Regions from separate parts of the Homo sapiens genome. Here region 1 is linked to region 2. A link is a contact called in ENCODE Hi-C or POLR2A ChIA-PET data. All regions are on one chromosome and are shown on one strand. The core of a region is the stretch at or near the end of the contact, and the rest is flanking DNA. Distances in the headings are between cores, read along the strand shown.

Region 1 (7,235 bases), core at 2,008-4,507, 89 kb before region 2:
TGGCCCTGGATCCTGCACCGAACAGGTGCCTTGGACAAGCCTGTATCTGTCATGGAGGCCACCAGTACTCTTTATCACTCTTGAATTTGTAGCAGTCAGTTGGTACAACCTCCAAGAGGCTGGCACCTCGGGCTGTCATTCCAAAGCCACCTAACTGCCAAGGGGTGTCAAGTGGCCCACCACAAGCACAGGGACTTTCCCATCTAGTGTCCCATCATAGACACTAGACATTGTCTTTGTCCCCAGCCCCATGGTTGCTAATTATCTTTTGGCTGGTGACAGCCTCCAGATCTTCCTTTCTCTCTGCCCCTTCTTGTGCTATTCTTGGATTTTTTTTTTAAAAAAAACACTTCTTTTCTTTAAAAATATAGCTGCAGATAAAATATACTTAGCTTCTCTTTCACACATATACATTTAAGAGAATGAAGGCAGGAAATCTTTATGGTTCTCTCCAATCACAGGCCAGCATGAGAACCCAAATCACCAGCAGGAGCCAGCCTCTCCACCATGAATGAGTAATCTCACTCACAGATTTACAGGGGGCTTTATTTAGGGTGTTCCACATCTTATTCTAGAAGCCTGGCCTTTAGCTGAGCCTGTGTAAAAGCCACTTTACATTTTGACTCCCACTTCAAACACAAGTTGGCCTGCCCATCTTCTCACACCTTCATGTGAGATCCAGACACATAGAGGAAAGTACCTCCCAAAGGTGACCCAAGAGTTCCAAGCCTTCTCCCCTCTCTGATTTCTCATCCCAGGATCAGACCCTGTGCACCACCTAGGCTGGCTCCAGGTGGTCAGCTTCCAAAGCAAAGGCTATGGCCATCAGCACTTTTTTTTTTCCTAATCATTTCTTCATATATTTAAATTTTTTAAGACAGAGTCTCCCTCTGTTGCCTAGGGTGGAGTACAGTGGCACGATCTTGGTTCTCTGCAGCCTCAACCTCCTGGACTCAAGCAAGCCTCCCACCTCAGCCTCCCGAGTAACTGAGACCACAGACATGCACTACCACGCTCAGCTAATTTTCATACTTTTTGTAGAGATGGGGTCTGACTATGGTGCCCAGGCTGGTCTCGAACTCTTGGGATCAAGCAATTCTCCCGCTTTGCCTCCCAAAGTGTTGGGATTATAGACATGAGCCACTGTGTCCAGCCGTTTGTTTTTTTTGTTGTTGTTGTTATTTTCTGTTTTTTTTAGAGAGAAGTTCTTGCTCTATTGCCGAGGCTGGAGCGCAGTGGTGCAATCAGAGCTCACTACAGCCTCAAAGCCCTGGACTCAAGGGATCCTCCCGCCTCAGTCTCCTGAGTAGCTGGGACTACAGGTGTGCATCACCACACCTGGCTAATTTTTTTATTTTTTATTTTTTTAAGTGACGGAGTCTCACTAAGTTGCCCAGACTGGTCTTAAAACCCTGGCCTCAAGCCTCAGCCTCCCAAAGTGCTGGGATTACAGGTATGGGCCATTGTGCCCAGCCCATCAGCTTCTTTATTTCCCTTCTAAAACCACAGATACTTTGCCTCTGGTTGCCTGCTATCATTGGATTCCACTGGACTATGTTTGGGGCTGACTTGTGACCAATTCTTTATGATGTGGGAAAATGCTCATGATCTAGTATTGGGTAGGAAAAAAAAATTAAATCAAAATCTTATTATGCAACGTGTTCCCAATTTTGTTTAAAAAATGTATATACTCACCCACGTATATAAAAGACTAAAAGAGACTACACCAAAATGTTAGCAGTTATGTCTGGACTTGTGAACGTTTTAGTTTTCTCTTCATGCTTTTCTGAATATTCCACACTTTCTAGGATGATCCTGTGTAGAGGCAGTACATAGCTCAGAATCTTTTTTTATTTTTATTTATTTTTTTTGAGATGGAGTCTCGCTCTGTCACCAGGCTGAAGTGCAGTGGCACAATCTCGGCTCACTGTAACCTCCGCCTCCCAGGTTCAAGTGATTCTCCTGCCTCAGCCTCCCAAGTAGCTGGGATTACAGGTATGTGCCACCACGCCTGGCTAATTTTTGTGTTTTTAGCAGAGATGGAGTTTCATCATGTTAACCAGGCTGGTCTTGAACACTGACCTCAGGTGATCCACCCACCTTGGCCTCCCAAGGTGCTGGGATTACAGGCGTGAGCCACTGTGCCTGGTCGACTGTTTTTTTATTTTTATATTTTTTATTTTTTAGAGATGGGTTCTCATTATATCGCCCAAGATGGATTCAAACTCCTGGACTCAAGCAATTCTTCTGCCTCAACCTCTCAAAGTGCTGGACTACAGACACGTGCCACTGCACCCTTGGACTCTGAAGTTTGAGAGCCATGGTTTGAATTCCACAACCACCACTTGGTAGCTGTGGGAACTTGGATAAAAGTATTTTATCTCTTGAGCCTTACTTTCTTTTTTTGAAAGGGAAGATAGGAATGACTCCTTCCTTATTAGGATTGTCATGAGGAGGGAATGAGGTCATGCAGTTTTAGCATGTGTCTTGGTGCCTGAAATATAGTAAGTGCTCAGTATATGTGAGATCCTTTTTACATATTACTTTTATACTCTGGAAAAAAAGTAAATATTCTTAAAAAATAACCACCTGGCTAAAAATTTGCCATTTGGATTAAAGTACACCGAGAAAACAACAAAAGCCCTCCTCGAAACGTGGTGTCTCTAAAAGTGGCTGAAACAAGAATGATCATACGATAAGGTAGGGTTTAACTATGTCAACGTTCCTATGAAAAGGCAATATACGGCCGGGCACGGTGGCTCACGCCTGTAATCCCAGCAATTTGGGAGGCTGAGGCAGATGGATCACGAGGTCAGGAGTTCAAGACCATCCTGACCAAGATGGTGGAACCCTGTCTCTACTAAAAATACAAAAATTAGCCGGGCACAGTGGCAGGCACTTGTAATTCCAGCTACTTGGGAGGCTGAGGCAGGAGAATCGCTTGAACCCAGGAGGCGGAGTTGCAGTGAGCCGAGATTATGCCACTGCATTCCAGCCTGGGTGACAGAGTAAGATTCCATCTCCAGAAAAAAAAAAAAAAAAGAAAGAAAAGGGAGTATAAGCTGGGAAGGGTGTTGAATGAGGAGTGATGACTGTGATAAATGCAAAGCTGATGAAAGAAAATATAGATGCTTTTTAAATGAAAAACAAAACAAAATAAAAAAACCCCTCACAAAACTAGGTAGATTAGATCACAGAATAATGGACCAAGCTATAAAGCAACTAGCAGAAGAAAAGCATATAACTCAGAAAGTAGGGAGAGTCTGTGAGTTGGGTAAACAGGAATGCTCTGTCTGGCTAGGGCATTAGAGAGGCAGTGTTGCCTAGGGCCCAGGCAGGATGACAGGGGCTGAGTCAGAAACAGCCCTGGGTTAAACTGGGGCGGAAGTTAGACCCCATTTAGACAAGGGACTTTGGGGATTGGAACTATGGATTTGGCCAGCCTGGGGAGCTCTGAAACACAACTGTTTATAGCACTAGGTGCAGGAGATAAGCTGAGCAAGTTAGGAGAATGTACACTTCACTAATCTGAATATAGCTGAGAGCCTGGATCTCCTGACATTGTTGTTAAGCAGTGTGGCCTTCCAATAGCCTGACCTGTTTTGTGCCAGTGACACTAGAGGATGTTGGACACCACAAAGAAGTAAAAAGAGAATCACCACCATTACCAGGATTCCAAATGCAGTCCAGACCTCCTCTCCACCTTGGCATAGTGGCCACATAGAGTCATACAGAGCGGGGCTGCAGGGAGCCGCACAAGCTCCCAGCATGAGTTTGAAGAGGGAGAGTGAAAGGTGGAGCTTCCTTAGATAAGGGCTCAATAATTCTAGGAGACCAATTCCTAAGCCAAGTCTCCTGGGGAACTGGCCATTGTTTCAACTCCGGTCACCAACTTCCTAGGAAGATGTCACCAGTCTCTGTCACTGAAGCCCAGCTGAGCAAGACAGCAGTGAGATCTTACTTTTAAATGTTGGTACCCAACTATAATTAATCTGCAGCATTGTTTGGGTAGGAGGAAGCAGAGAATGTTAGAGTTGAAACATCCTAGAAGTACATTTAGCCCTAACTCTTCATTTTACATCTGAACAAATTGAAGCCCAGAAAGGTTCAGTGATTTCCCAAAAGTGACAGAACAACTTAAGTGGCTCAAGTTCCAGGTTTCCCAACTTCCAGTCTGGAACTCACTTCTCTAGACCACCCTGCCTGTCATTAGGAAGGCTTTGCAATTATTCAGGCATGAGATGATGAGGTTTTGAGCAGGGAGGGTGGCCCTGGGAAGGAAGAAGGTAAAGTTCACTGTGGTCTGTTTGTTTAGAGAAAATTTTCTATTTGTTTATATCCATCCATCCATCCAAGCATTCTTTTTTTTTTTTTTTTTTTTTTAAGATGGAGTCTTGCTCTGCTGCCCAGGCTGGAGTGCCATGGCATGATCTCGGCTTACTGCCACCTCTGCCTCCAGGGTTCAAGCAATTCTCCTGCCTCAGTCTCCTGAGTAGCTGAGACTATAGGCACTTGCCACAACATCTGGCTGATTTTTGTACTTTTAGTAGAGATGGGTTTTCATCATGTTGGCCAAGCTGGCCTCGAACCCCTAATGTTAGGTGATCCACCCTCCTCGGCCTCCCAAAGTGCTGAGATTACAAACATGAGCCACCACACCCGGCCCATCTATCCGTTCTTTACTGATCCTCATTCTATGAGCCAAAGACTGTGCTAAACACCGAGTATATAGGAATGACTAAAGCATCACTCTCCTTTCAAGTAGCTTGCAGGCTGATGAGTGGGCTCAGTGAAAACGCTGCAGCCAAAACCAACAAGTCGCTGCATCTCAGAAACCATGCTGCCATAAGCCTGTTCACATGAACTCTCAGCTAATATTCACACCCTTGTCTGCAAGTCACTGCATCTGAAACCATCTCCCATCATTGGATGCCATCCCTGAGAAACTGGGAGGGGACCAGAGAATTCCCCCTGTTCCAAGAGAGCCTGGAGCACTTAAGTGATCTATAGGAAGCAGGAGCAAGAACTGCACTTAATGCCAAGCCCCTTCCAGCCAGGAAAGGCAAGTTCTGGTTCACGCATTATCTTGGCTAAGCTGCCACTTCTTGCCAGCTAAAGTCTCTGCGTGGGTGTGTGCTGGGAAAAGCAGGGGAGATTCCAGCCTGAGACTCTCTTGCTTGTTTATCCAGGGGCAGCTCAATTCCAGTGCAGCTGACAGTTGATCTGGGTGACCAAATAGTGATAGCACCCTTGGGCTACAGCTTCTACAAAAACAAGTAGTGTTGTCACCCAGTCTGACTCCCTCCATCAACAAGAGATTTCCCAGCATTGACTTCTACAGCCGCTACTCCCAGGGGAGGAATGCAGGGCACGAGTAAACAAGGTGAGGTGGTTGCAGCTCTCTACCCTCCACTCTGCCTTATTTCACCAGGACTCTTCTTGCTCAAATATCAAGCAAAGCCCTAGAGCTGGCACCAAGAGGGTAACCTGTCTCATGGAAATGATGGAGCCCCTGCATGCCCTTTGATGGAGAGTTGCAGGAGGCTGGGGCCTCTGGGCCTTTCGCTACGGGGAGACAGTGGGCTATGACCCTTTTATAAATGTACTGAGCCCAAAGGTTAGCAGGGAGCAGGTGGGCAGGCTGGTGCCAGGCTCCATGGAAAAGGAAGGGAGAAATGGAGGGACAAGATAGGAAAAATTAAAATTCGATGACTACCCTGGCTCATAGTAGTGAGCCAGGCACTCAGAACATGTATCACTCTTCATTTGTGTGTGTTCATATTTTCCAGAGGAAATTGAGTCTGAGAGCCTAAATAATTTGTCCACGGTCACACAGCTGGCCAGCCAGACTTGAATCCAGTTCCATCAGACTCCCTCAAATCTGCACTTTTATATAACACCACCTGCTGGGATTGGAAGGCCAACTAGGTGATTTAGGACACAGGGCATTTTTATACAGAAAGGCACAGGAATGGATTCAGGATTTGGTAAGCTCTGACCCCCGGGGCTGAAAACCCAGTGGAAATTAGCATTCTTTGCTATATCAATATAAGACTTCAGCATCCTGTTTCCTAGTCCCAGTAAATGGATTTTCCAGTGTTAAGGAAATCTCTTTTCATCTGCTCCTCTTACAGGGCTAAATGGCTTAGGTCAGAAATACAAACAGAAAACACAGATAAATCCAGGGTCATACTTTCTTTCAGACTTTTCTATATTGCTCCTAATGTCCCCCATCAAAGCAGACTGTGAGGCCAGGTGCAGTGTTTCACGCCTGTAATCCCAGCACTTTGGGAGGCAGAGGCAGGTGGATTGCTTGAGCCCAGAAGTTTGAGACCAGCCTGAGCAACATAGCAAGACCCATTTCTAAAAAAAATTTTTTTTTAATTTGCTGGGTGTGGTGGTGCACACCTGTAGTCCCAGCTACTCAGGAGGTTGAGTTGGGAGGATCCCTTGAGCCCAGGAGTTGGAGGCTACAGAGAGCCATGATGACACCATTACACTCCAGCCTGGGCGAAAAAGTGAGATCCTGTCTCTAAAAACAAAAAACAAAACAAAAACAAAACACAGTAGGCTGTGGGGGTTAGGGACCAGAAGCACGCCCAGAGGGTTACCCCACTGTTCTCAGTGGCCCACTGTCTGAGTCATTTTTCCCTCTGACATTGGGAAGCCTAGGAATACAAAAGTTACCAAAGCAAAATCCACTAAATAACTTTTTATTGAGTACTTACTATGTGCCAAATACTGTTCTGGGCACTTGGGATATATCAATGAGCAAGGCGAAGACCATTGCTCTCATGGAGCTTATCTTCCAGGAGAGTAAATAACCTTTTTTTGTGTATTAGAAGGGCCGTGAGCTTTGGTGTCAGGCCTGGGTCACATATCAGCCCCAACCCTAATGAGCCAGATGATCTCTGGGCAAGCTATTTAACTCACGGAGTGTTAGCTTTCTTATCTGTAAAATGGGAACCATAGCATGTTGTAAGAGTGTAGTAAGGATTACAGATAATGTATATTAATCGGCTGGCACAAAGCAGGGTTCAAAAATGGTTAGTACTATTTTTCCAGTCCCAGCTGAATCCACAGATTCTGGGACAACTCGCATGCCCTCTTATTTAGGGGCTTCAACCAGAGCATTATCTTTAAGATATCCTAGAGAGAGTCTGGTGTGGTGAAGAATGTAGTTGGGTTGAATCAACCTAAAGCCAATGAATTTTCCCTCTAGAAATGTCTGCTCC
Region 2 (6,999 bases), core at 1,456-3,955:
GGACATATGTTATTTTGTCTTCACAGCATCCCATCTTTTAAGGAACCCTCCTTCTTCTACTTCTATATGACCCACGGGGGGCTGTGAGTCATGGTGCCCCACCTCCACCTCCACAGAGCAGCACAGAAGATGCAGCCCCTGGCCTCAGAGATGGCTGCAGGGATGGGCATGCTACCTCCATACACAGAGAAAGAGCTCTTTTCCTGAGACCAGAGGCTGAAAGGATGATGTAAGGTGGGGTTGCTTGGGGCCATCTCTCTGGGCTACACGGAAGAAGGCATCTAACATAGGAGAGAATGAGACCCACCTCAAAAGAGGCAGAGATGGAAAGAACAATGGCTGATATGTTGGGGTGCGGATTTTGTATCAGACCCTGCTCCAAGCACACTGTGTGGACGATCTAATTTACTCCTCACAAAAATCCTAAGAGGTAATATTATTATATCAATTTTAGAGACAAGGAAACAGGGGCACTGAGAAGTTAAGCAGCTCATCTGAAATCATCCAGCTAGTTAGGTGGTGGAGTCCGGATTGGAACCCAGGCTGTGGGACTCCAAAACAGTCATGCTATGCTCTGCGTGCTATGCTGCCTTATGGATGAGCCAAGATGAACATAAATGGGAGTGAGATGGATTTACTCATTTATGAGCAAGTGCAAGAGAGAACTGACAGCATCTTTTGAGCTCCTGGATCTAGCTGTGCCTGGAGCCAGCTGACTCATGTGCTTTTTAGTTAAATAAGCCAATGCATTCCTTGATTTGCTTAAAATAGTGTATTCGTCACTTGCAACCTCCTGGCTTCATTGTGTAACAATGTGACTTAGTGATAAGGCACTACTTGTGGGTTTGCCTCCTGGCACTGCCGCTTACTTACCACCCAAACTTGGACAAATGACTCGACCTCTCAGGCCCCTGGAGGGTAATGACTTGGCCTCTCAGGGATGAGGGGATGGTGACTAGAGATGAGATTACATGTAAATGCACTTAACACTCTGTGAACACAATTTAAGTACTCAATCATCATTAGATTCTCCTTTCCCTATGTGGAGTAACTGTTCAATAAGCATTTGTTGAATTGAATTAAATCCTCCAGAGGCTGCAGGATGTTGCCTGAGCTTGCAAGCAGCTGGAGCTAGGGAGTCTCCAATCAGGGGAGCATCTCAGCTGAGGGGTTGCCCAACAGCTCTATCTGGCCATTGGAAGGTTAAAAAAAAAAAGATTTTACTCTTCTCCTGTCTCCTGAACAGCTTCATCCTCTCTGACTTCCAGATCTCTCCAACAGAGAACACAATGTCAGTCTGCTGGATTCCTTCATGCCCCTCTTTCCTCCTCCTTACGGTTGCCCTCTAGAGTCACCTACTAACTCGGTCCTATTGATTCCCTTTCCAATTTTTCTCAATCCTGCTCTCTCCTCCTCTGCCCTCCCAATGGTACCATTGCTCAGACCATCATCACCTTCTGGATGTTTGCAGCAGCTTCCTTTCTGACCTCTCTCCAGCCTTCCAGCCCACCGTGCAGCCCAAAACACCCATGTTAAAGGTGACCGAAGCACTCTTCACCCGAAAGCTGCCTTGGCCTGCAGGATGGTGAGCCAACCCTTGGCAGACACACAAGGCCCTCCTCTGCCCCACCGGCCTCTGCCTGAATTTCCAGGACAGTCTCCTGCTTTGCTTTTCCATGCCTCCGTGCTGTCACCACCCCGCCAACTCTTACTCATCTGCCAAGACTGTGCTCCATTTGCTTCTTTTTTTCTCCTGGAAACACTCATGGAATTCCCACCCCCACTCCCCAGGCCAAGCACTCCTCCTCTGTACATAATTCTGTCTTACTATTTTATACTGATAGGATCACTTTACGCACCTGTTTTGAGGACTCTGAGGCCATGTTCAGACTCATGTCTGAAACCCTTGCACCCCATACAGTGCCTGGCACCCACAAGGCCCTCACCTGCAGGCATCATGAAAGCTCCATGTGGGACTAGAAAGGGGAAAGGAGAAAATACACTTCTTGCAGACTAAACTCATGATTCTCTTGTATTCCTGCACCCTGCCTGATTTCCCTTATCCCTAGACTGGGGCCAATGCTTCTCTTAATGGCAAACACAATAGCCTTAGGGTTTAATTGTTGGGGAGATAGGGGGCATTTTCTTGCCTTGTCAAATGGGGAGGTATCCCACTTCCCCACTTTACAAGGTGAGAAATCCACTAGTGGAGGAAATGGAAAAGAGAATTTTCTCCAGGGTCCTGAGTGATTATAGGTGTTCACGTAATTCTCCATACAGTTTTACATGCATCATACATAAACAGGTAATCTTTGGCTGCCTTAAAATAGCCCCATCTCAGTTTTTAAAAGAATACGATTATTTCATTACATCTAAATATAGACAAAGAGTCTGTGCTGCTGCATAACTTAGGCAAATACATGCAAATCTCTTGCAGACCTGATCCCGTCACTGAGTTTCTAATTCTCAGGCCTCTGGTGCCCCTCCTCTCTCGTGCCGCTGCCCTTGAACAACAGGATCTGGTTGATCCGCTGGGCTAGTGACTCTGCTCAGCCTACCGCTCAGGGCTACTGTGGGGGTCCGATGAGGGACAGGGCAGTGAGAGGGCTGTGCACATGGACGTGCAACACTGTGGCATGCAGGAGGTGGGGCCGGGAGGGTGGTGAGCAGGATCGTCATGGGAGGTCACACCAGGCAGACCTCCAGCTGCTCTCCTGGGAGTGCCGGGGTTTCATTCCTCTCTCATTCTCATTTTTTCCCCTCTCAAATCTGTTTCCCATTAAAATGAAATGTGTTCTCCTCTCGGCTTTCTGCCTGGCTCCCTGAGCTGCGCCTGGCCCAGCTCTGAGAACCAGGCTGCATTTGCTCCTTTTTAAGGCACCCACTAATTCAAACCAAGCAAGTGGGAGGCGGATTGGCCTATGGGGCCACCCCCCATCCCCCAACCCTGGACTTTCTCCATGGATGGAAAATTTGGCCTCAGCCTGCCCTTGTGACTGGAAAAAGCGGGGTCAGCTCATCAAAGCAGAACAGGGTTGTTAGCTAGCTTTCCTCTTTCAGAGGGTTATATTAAGAAGGCGTGGCTCAGGGAGGGGGTTACTGGCCCTGGCTGGCCCCAGCCAGAAAGTTGCGGGGGTGGGGTTTGCTAGAGCAGGCAGATGCCTGCCAGGGCCAGGGAGAGCTTTCTGAGAGGGTGGTGAGAGACTGGAGAGGTGGGAGAGGGGTAGCTATGAAAGGAAAATGTGTGGAGGTGACATGGTCTGTAGGTTGGGCCAGGCCAGAAGAGAAGGTCAAAGAGAAATGAGTGTTCCAGTCAGGCTTGATGTCTTAGGGAAGATCCTGGGGCCCAGCCCACTGCCCCCTCCTCTCCGTCTCTCCTGCTCCCGGGGCTGAGGGAATGGAAGGAGCTGTGCCACTGTGAGGAGGAGGACCTGCATCTGTGAGGGGCCTGCTGGGACCAGCTGCTGGGGAGTACAGCTTTCTCTCAGTAGCTGAAGGGGGCTGCCTCTTTTCCAAGGGGCAGCTGCCACGCCACCGCAGGAAAATCTGGCTTGCCATTTTGGATACCTGGATTTTCCCACAGTGTGAGGGGGCTGGGGGTGTGGCCCAGGAAGGTGCACCTGAGGTGGGAGAAGAAAGAAGAAGACTGGATGGGAGTCAGCTGAATTGGGGGCCGCAGAGGCTGGGGTGAGAGGGAGGGAAGGAGGTGTCAAAGCTCAGCCTCCCAAAGCTGAGCGAGAAGAGCATGACGGGAGGGTGTTTCCCACCTCCTCGCCCACTCCAGCGCAGGGTCCTGTCTCCGTCCAAACGCTGCAAGCCTTTCCACATTCCTGCACTACCTTCCTGCGCTGCCTTTGGAGATCTGAGAGTCTTCAGGCATGAACTCTGGGAAGTAAGTCCTGGCTTTGCATGCAGGGGAAACGCAGAAACAACAACATAACAGGGCATGGTTACAGCTCCTAGACACACACCCATTCCTTCTTCCTTTATAATGAAGCTCAAAGCTCAGCAAGGCATCTGGCTTCTTGGCTCAAAACTACACTTCCCAGCTTCCTGTGAGGCGAGCTGTGGCCTTGTGATGGAGTTTTAGCCGATGCAATATGAGTGGAAGGGACGAATGCCACTTCTGGGTAGTTCCCTAAAGGCCGAGGCAGATGCTCCACCTTCCCTGTACCCTTCTCACTGACCGGACTGTGGATGTGATGGCGGGAGCTGGAGCAGTCATCTTATTTATTTTGTTTTATTTATTTATTTATTTTTTGAGATGGAGTCTCGCACTGTCACCCAGGCTGGAGTGCAATGGCGTGATCTCAGCTCACTGCAACCTCCGCCTCCCAGTTCAAGTGATTCTCCTGCCTCAGCCTCCTGAGTAGCTGGGACTACAGGCAGGCACCAGCATGCCCGGCTAATTTTTGTATTTTTTAGTAGAAATGAGGTTTCACCATGTTGGCCAGGCTGGTCTCCAACTCCTGACCTCAGGTGATCCACCCTCCTCGGCCTCCCAAAGTGCTGGGATTACAGGCTTGACCCACAGCACCCAGCCTTATTTGTTTATTTATTTATTTATTTTATTTCTCTTTTTGATACAGGGTCTCTCCCTGTCACCCAGACTGGAGTGCAATGATGCGATCACGGCTCACTGCAGCCTCCAACTCCTGGGCTCAAGTGATTCTCCAGCCTCAGCCTCCCTAGTACAGAGACTGCTACCCAATGAGTCAGTAAGCAGGATGGTCGTCCTGACTCTAAATATCCTAGACCCAGGCTCGTCTCCTTTATCTTCGCTATCCTCAATTCAGGCGAGGTCAGGTGGTTGGGGCCAAGTCCAGGTACCTGCCCTCAAGCCTCTCGTTGTCTCTGTCACACACCAGGTGATGGATGATGCACACACAAAAGACCCACACCTATGAGTCTACTCAGATGAAGACACAACCCCACCCACCCCAGTTTTGCAGGGAAGTAAAGCAATACAATAATTCATGTGGAGTAGGAGTGGCGGCCACTTCCTGCTGGCTGTGGTGGCCAGTTGTTTGCAACAGTCTGTGCACTGGCTGTCTCCTCACCCTTCCTTCCCACTCAGGAATGCCTATTGCAATGCAAGGAAATCAGAATGACATTATTAAGGATGTAGACTTGAATTGTTTCTAATTTATTTATTTATTTTGAGACAGGGTCTCACTCTGCTGCCCGGGCTGGAATGCAATGGTGTGATCTCGACTCACTGCAACCTCTGCCTCCTGGGCTCAAGCAACCCTCCTGCCTCAGCCTCCCAAGTAGCTGGGACTGCAGCCGTGTGCCACCACCACACCCAGCTAATTTTTGTCTTTTTGTAGAGACAGGGTCTCACCATGTTGACCAGGCTGGTCTCAAACCCCTGAGCTTAAGTGATCCACCTGCCTCAGCCTCCTGAAGTCCTGGGATTACAGGTGTGAGCCACCGTGCCCAGCTCTAATTTATTTTTAAAAGGTGAATTGCTCCAGAAGTGTTTTGAACATTCTTAGCAACAGCAATTCTCTTTCTTCACCTTTACACCTGACTGGGGTAGGCCTGGTTGTCATGACATCACTGTGGAAAGCAACCACCTGGGGGACTGCTTGGTGATCAGTCAAGCCTTCAGCTGACCAGCTTTCCCTTCTATGGTCTGGAGCACCACAGGGCAGGGACAGGAGAGCACCAATTCTTCAATGTGAACAGAACTCTCCGACATCATCAGAAGGGATGTCTGCCGGTTTTGCCTCCCCAAGCATCCTTTCTGCCTTTTTCTGCTCGCAGCATCTTGCTTCCCTTCTGGGAGTGCCTACTGCCTGTTCCATTGCACTAATGTCTGCCCTCTCCAAAGCTTAGGCATGTGACCCAATCAGACTAGAGTGTCTTTCCTGAGAACCCAGGGTTGTGGCCCCGGCAACAAGATAGATAGCAGTTAGGTCAGAGTGCTCTTGACCCATGAATTCTTACTACTCTGAATTTTGAGCAGGGTTTACATAAATAATAAATTAGAGCAAGCTCAAAGTTAGCCCTAAAATACTGTCACTTTCTCTTGATTTTAATATACTTTCTTGAAGAGGTGAGAGAAAGCTTGCACTATCCCTAATAGGTAGGAAATTGTATGTCACCTGCATGATAGCTGTGGCCTGGGGTCCTGTCCTTCCAAAGCATGGCTGTCCAAATCTTCCAGTTTAGGAATCTAAACTGGAAAATGTAGCCACTGCGCAGCACTGCCTTCATACCATCCAGAAACCAGATATTTCCTTTTTCCTTAAAGTGCCCCAGGAATAGAGTTACTAGATTTAATAAATACAAATACAGGATACCCGGTTACATTCGAATTTTAGATAAACATAAATGAATACTTTTTTTAGTGTAATTATGTCCCATGCAATATTTGGGCATCCTGTATTATGTCTGGCAACCCTACTCAGGGAAGAAAATGATGTTTCGTCTCTTGGGGTTGACTTACAAACACTCACCCTCCTTTACCCGATTCTGCTGTCCCTTCTCCCCCACAAGCAAATGGCTTCTGTAAGAGTGGCCGTATTATTCGCCAGATGGTTCGACCAAGGGTTACATCTGACAAAAGATGGACCAACCAGTGCAGCTTCCTAAGAATTTTTCAAACAGTAAGAAAGAATTAAGTGCTTTCAGGTGTTGGAGTTTGAGACATTAAGCTCAGGGACTGGTGGCAGCCTTGATTTCCAACACATGGACAGGACTGGCCTCTATTGAGAGAGAATGAGGTAGACGCGCAGGCGGAAGCAGAGAGTGCTGACAGTGTTCAAATATTAAATTCCAGTTGTTCTTGAGGGGCTCCTTGCCTTTGCCATGTTTCTTTTTTCTTTTCTTTTTTTTTTTGAGACAGAGTCTCACTCTGTCTCCCACGCTAGAGTGCAGTGGTGCGATCTCGGCTTGCTGCAACCTCCGCCTCCCTGGTTCAAGCAATTCTCCTGCCTCAGCCTCCCAAGTAGCTGGGATTACAGGTGCATACCACTATGCCTGGCTAATTTT

What was found. Hi-C counts contacts between places; a loop is a spot of excess contacts on that map. ChIA-PET counts read pairs that join two places held with the same protein, here RNA polymerase II (POLR2A). Pooled maps may share reads with other maps.
Region 1: a loop to region 2 is called in a pooled map, with 2.4 times the contacts of the local background. The contact joins two enhancer-like sites. A Hi-C loop is called at or near these places in 3 of 50 pooled maps. POLR2A ChIA-PET finds 5 or more read pairs at or near these places in 9 of 52 experiments (A549, AG04449, B cell and 6 more).

Annotation. Positions count from the first base shown.
Region 1 is chr1:203,641,398-203,648,632 of GRCh38, reverse strand. All of the region lies in intron 1 of ATP2B4 (ATPase plasma membrane Ca2+ transporting 4), which reads right to left. Among named protein-coding and RNA genes, the nearest start is that of ATP2B4, 18 kb to the right of the region's middle. Within about 2 kb of position 3,257, at least 8 of the 41 ENCODE cell types and tissues checked have a DNase peak (open chromatin) inside an H3K27ac peak, as active enhancers do.
Region 2 is chr1:203,552,282-203,559,280 of GRCh38, reverse strand. No RefSeq gene overlaps it. Among named protein-coding and RNA genes, the nearest start is that of OPTC, 62 kb to the right of the region's middle. RefSeq lists enhancers at 1,617-2,194, 2,208-3,132. Within about 2 kb of position 2,705, at least 18 of the 41 ENCODE cell types and tissues checked have a DNase peak (open chromatin) inside an H3K27ac peak, as active enhancers do.